Regions from separate parts of the Homo sapiens genome. Here region 1 is linked to region 2. Evidence: chromatin loops called from intact Hi-C (ENCODE). Cell type or tissue: natural killer cell. All regions are shown on one strand.

Region 1 (2,500 bases), 46 kb after region 2:
AGTTTTACTTTTTAAAGAATGCTCTTTCCTTGTCTCAAATTCCAAGTGCTACTCATCATCCTTAGAGCCAGTTTTGCTTAAATGCTTCACAACATCAACCCAGTTCCAGCCTCGAGGAAGTTCTCCTTTGTGATCTGTTTTGTCTGCCAGCTTACGCTTCTGGGCTTTTGAAAGTTATTCTTTTTTGTCTTTTTTCTTACTTGATGGGGCTGTATTAGGAGTTTCAATTGAGATGATATTGCTTATCGATGTTGTGGAATTAATGGGATTGTGATTCTCCATGAACTGCTCTTATTGTCTTTGGCATATTCAAACAATGTACAGGTCATAGCGGTTCCAAGATTAGCTTCTACTGCTTCCTGTAACTTGGCTAATATACTCTGCTTTACAGCTGATGATACGGTGTTGTTAAAAAAAAAGCGTTCATAGATAGAATTGGAGGTGTTTGGGGATATGTTTCTGTCCAGGAAATCTCTATTAAGAAGGCTTTGGGATCACCATTTTCACCTATCCTATATTGAAAAGAAACTGAACTTAATTCCCGGAAACTTTCATCTCCTTCATAAATAGAGCGTAATGCTTCTAGTTCCATCTCCTGGTCCTCGTTGGCACTCGTCACACCGGTTGCGGGGCGCCTCCTGAGTGGACGGTGCTTGCAACAACGAAGACAAAGCGAGGGCAGCGGCCCAGAGGCCCGGCGACCCCCTTTGGCGCCTTGGTTGTGGGGGCGGCACAGTCTTGGCACTGGCAGGTGCCAATCGTGCGTGCCCCTGGCCTCGGCAGCGCCCAGCTGCCAGCGGTGGGCTGTGGGCTCGGACCCGGAGCCGCGGCTTTTTTTTTTTTTTTTTGTATTTTTAGTAGAGACGGGGTTTCACGTGTTAGCCAGGATGGTCTTGATCTCCTGACCTCATGATCCGCCTGCCTCGGCCTCCCAAAGTGCTGGGATTACAGGCGTGAGCCACTGCGCCCAGCCAAGTGGCACATTTTCTTAATCCAGTCTATCATTGATGGACATTTGGGTTGGTTCCCAGTCTTTGCTATTGTGAATAATGCCGCAATAAACATACATGTGCATGTGTCTTTATAGTGGCATGATTTATAATCCTTTGGGTATATACCCAGTAATGGGATTGCTGGGTCAAATGGTATTTCTAGTTCTAGATCCTTGAGGAATCGCCACACTGTCTTCCACGACGGTTGAACTAGTTTACAGTCCCACCAACAGTGTAAAAGTGTTCCTGTTTTCTCCACATCCTCTCCAGCACCTGTTGTTTCTTGATATTTTAATGATCGCCATTCTAACTGGTGTGAGATGGTATCTCGTTGTGGTTTTGATTTGCATTTTTTTGATGACTAGTGATGATGAGCATTTTTTCATGTGTCTGCTAGCTGCATAAATGTCTTCTTTTGAGAAGTGTCTGTTCATATCCGTTGCCCACTTTTTGATGTGGTTGTTTGATTTTTTTCTTGTATATTTGTTTAAGTTCTTTGTAGATTCTGGATATTAGCCCTTTGTCAGATGGGTAGATTGCAAAAATTTTCTCCCATTCTGTAGGTTGTACTCAGGTCATTTTTAATTTTATACTGACATGAAGCTTAGATGTGCATTAATTTCCATTAGTTGTATTTTGGCCTTGAAAATGGTTACAGTACAAATGAAAATATTACAATACATTCCTCCTGTGGCTATTCTTCTGTTTCCATAAGTCGTGGCAGAAAATCAGTTTTGTTTTATAGTCACATTTGTGTTTGTGTTGAAATATTAGTATATCCCAGCCATGATGTCAGATGTATAACTATACAAGTCACACAAGTTTTCTATGTGCACATAGTGTTCTAAATATGTATATATATACTTTTTTTTTTTTTTTTTTTTTTTTGAGATGGAGTCTCGCTGTCTCTTGCCCAGTCTGGAGTGCAGTGGCGTGATCTTGGCTCACTGTAGCCTCTGCCTCCCGAGTTGAAGCAATTCTCCTGTCTCACCCTCCTGAGTAGCGGGGCCTACAGATGCACGCCATGTATTGTATCTGTACATGGTGATGCCCGGCCAATTATTGCTAATACTGTGTTTTAAAAATTAATTTGTACATTTGAATTAAGTTGAAGCATAAAGAATTTCTCTGTTAAATATTTATTATATTTAATTTTTGATGGGCACTTCATATGCTTGTGACTGGAAGGAATGATTTTTATTTTGGAAATATTTTAGATCTATGTATTGTTTGTTTTGTATTCTTTTTTGAGATGGAGTCTCTCTCTGTCACCCAGGCTGGAGTGCAGTGGCGCGATCTCGGCTCACTGCAACTTACGCCGCCTGGGTTCAAGCGATTCTCCTGCCTCAGCCTCCCAGGTAGCTGAGATTACAGGCACCCTCCACCACACCTGGCTAATTTTTGTATTTTTTGGTAGAGATGGGATTTCACCATGTTAACCAGGCTGGTCTAGAACTCCTGACCTCAGATGGTCTGCCTGCCATAGCCTCCCAAAGTGCTGGGATTAC
Region 2 (2,500 bases):
TTAATATTAATGGTATATGTCACTGGTATGGACTAATTTGAAAACATTTTGATTTCTGTTTTCAAGGAAATGTGCAATTTTGATACAGCTGTCTTTCATGAGTAGTTGAGACATTTGAGATGTCTTTGTTAATGTAATTTAGAATTAATTGTGCAAGCTACCGCTTTTCTTTCTTTTTTTTTTTTTTTGAGACGGAGTCTCGCCCTGTCACCCAGGCTGGAGTGTAGTGGTGCCATCTCAGCTCACTGCAACCTCTGCCTCCTGGGTTCAAGCAATTCTCCTGCTTCAGCTTTCCAAGTAGCTGGGACCACAAGTTTGTGCCACCATGCCTGGCTAATTTTTAAAATTTTTTTGCAGAGATGGGGGTCTTGCCAGGCTGCCCAGGCAAGTCTCAAACTCCTGGACTCAAGCGATCCTCCCGCCTCAGTCTCCCAAAGTGCTGGGAGTATAGGCATGGGCCGTCATGCCCAGCCATAATTCTTCCTCCTCCTCCCCCTCCCCCTCATTCTTCGGCTGAATATCTCACTGTAGTTACACATATTTATAAGCCAGTCTGTGGTCAATATGGTGGCTCACTCCTGTGATCCCAGCACTTTGAGAGGGTGAGGTGGGAGGATCACTTGAGTCCAGGAATTTGAGACCAGCTTGGGCTAGTGAGACCTGTCTCTACAAAAATTAAAGAAAAAATTAGCCAGGCATGGTGGCCTGTAATCCCAGCACTTTGGGAGACTGAAGCCGGAGGATTGCTTGAGTCCAGGAGTTTAAGACCAGCCTGGGCAACATAGCAAGACCCTGTCTCTACTAAATTAAATAATTAGCCGGGCGCGGTGGCACATGTCTGTAGTCCCAGCTACTTAGAAGGCTGAGTAGAGGTGGGAGGATTGCTTGAGCCCAGAGGTGGAGGTTTCAGTGAGCCATGATCATGCCCACTGCACTTCAGCCTGGGTGACAGAATGAAACCTTAATCTTAAAAAAAAAAAAAGCCAGTCTATCTCATAGCCAAGTAAAAGATAAATTAATTTATATTAATTTTATGGTTCCCGGGCAGTGTGCAATATTTTATTTCTTCATGTAGAATTTTTACTGTTTAGTAAGTCCTTGATTTTCAGGGACCCAGAAAACCGATACCCAAGCAGTTTGGTGCTGCTTAAATCATGCAGTGAATAAAGTTTTTTTTTTTTTTTTTTAACAAATGAGAAGCAGCAAAGACTGGAAGCTCCATCAGTAACTAGAGTTGTGAAATGGAATGTGGCTTTTGTGGGTTTGTTGTTGTTGCTTGTTTTTTTTGAGATGGAGTCTTGCGCTGTCACCCAGGCTAGAGTGCAGTGGTGCGATCTTGGCTCACTGCAACCTCCTCTGCCTGCTGGGGTTCAATCAGTTCTTCTGCCTCAGCCTTCCGAGTAGCTGGGACTACAGGCGCACACCACCATGCCTGGCTAATTTTTGTGTTTTTAGTAGAGACAGGGTTTCACCATATTGGCCAGGCTGGTCTTGAACTCCTGACCTCGTGATCCGCCCGCCTTGCCCTCCTAAAGTGCTGGGATTATAGGCATGAGCCACTGCACCTGGCCTTGTGTTGCTTTTGACAGTGCTGGAGACTTACAGTTTATTGACCTTCATATAACAGTTGTTTGAGTACCCTCTGTGTTCCAGTCACCATGCAGAGGTGACAAGCAGGAGCTGTTTTCTGCATCATAGAGAGTTATGTGATAATCAGTTAAGTGCAGAATCCTTCACTTTCTAGGAAAGGAAATACTGCAGTTGTGAATGCAGTTGAGAATGGTTTGAAGCCAATTAGTAAATTGGAATAGTTACTGATGATGAAATACTTACCTCCAGGAATTTTTTAAAAAACTTTAAAACCTTGGTAAAGGCATTTGGTGATTATTTTGCTGGATTAGAAAACCTTAGAAGTTTTTACAGCTTTGATATAAAGTACACCTGTAGAAAGACTGTCACCTGGTACTTCCCTAAAAGACAGCAGTAAAATTTTGCACTCTTTTTTAAAAGAAAGAAGTTAAGTTTCATCTTAATGTCTAGTCAGCAGAGAGAGGGAAGTATGTAACGTTTTAAACCTTTGCTACCGAACAGAACTTTCTGTGATTATGGAAACATTCTGTATCTGTGATGTCCAGTATCATAGCTGAAAGCTGGCCCTTGGCCATGTGAAGTGTGACTAGTGTGACTGAGGAACCGGTTTTTAATTTTATTTAACTCTAATTTAAATTTAAATAGCTACATGGGGCTGATGGCTATGATAATGGAAAGAGCAGATGTAGAACAACATAGGCCCAAGAGCTCACAGACCATGTCTGTTTTGGACACCAATTTCTTGCCCTACTTGTATTCCAAACACATTGACATGTTCATGTGTAAAATAAATATGAATGAATATATAGATGAACGAGTTTGAGAAGTTTTCATCCTTTGAAAGATAAGCTGTTTCAGTTGTCTTTCATGTTATTCCCTGTAATAACTTACAATTGTTACATAGCACATA

Evidence for each region. Peaks named below come from ENCODE experiments on the same cell type or tissue, not always from the same donor. Only the 100,000 strongest peaks of a DNase experiment are listed, where the experiment ranks them.
Region 1: it touches region 2 in a loop (2.7-fold over the local background); 3 of 110 quality-filtered maps call a loop at or near these places.

The regions. Positions count from the first base shown.
Region 1 is chr7:105,299,635-105,302,134 of GRCh38, reverse strand. The region is part of intron 2 of SRPK2 (SRSF protein kinase 2); the gene reads left to right. It also overlaps the pseudogene RWDD4P1. Among named protein-coding and RNA genes, the nearest start is that of SRPK2, 88 kb to the left of the region's middle. In natural killer cell, no CTCF peak of the experiment used is centred here; a DNase peak (open chromatin) is centred at 1,364.
Region 2 is chr7:105,345,545-105,348,044 of GRCh38, reverse strand. The region is part of intron 2 of SRPK2 (SRSF protein kinase 2); the gene reads left to right. Among named protein-coding and RNA genes, the nearest start is that of SRPK2, 42 kb to the left of the region's middle. In natural killer cell, no CTCF peak of the experiment used is centred here; a DNase peak (open chromatin) is centred at 1,254; H3K27ac peaks cover 2,326 bases.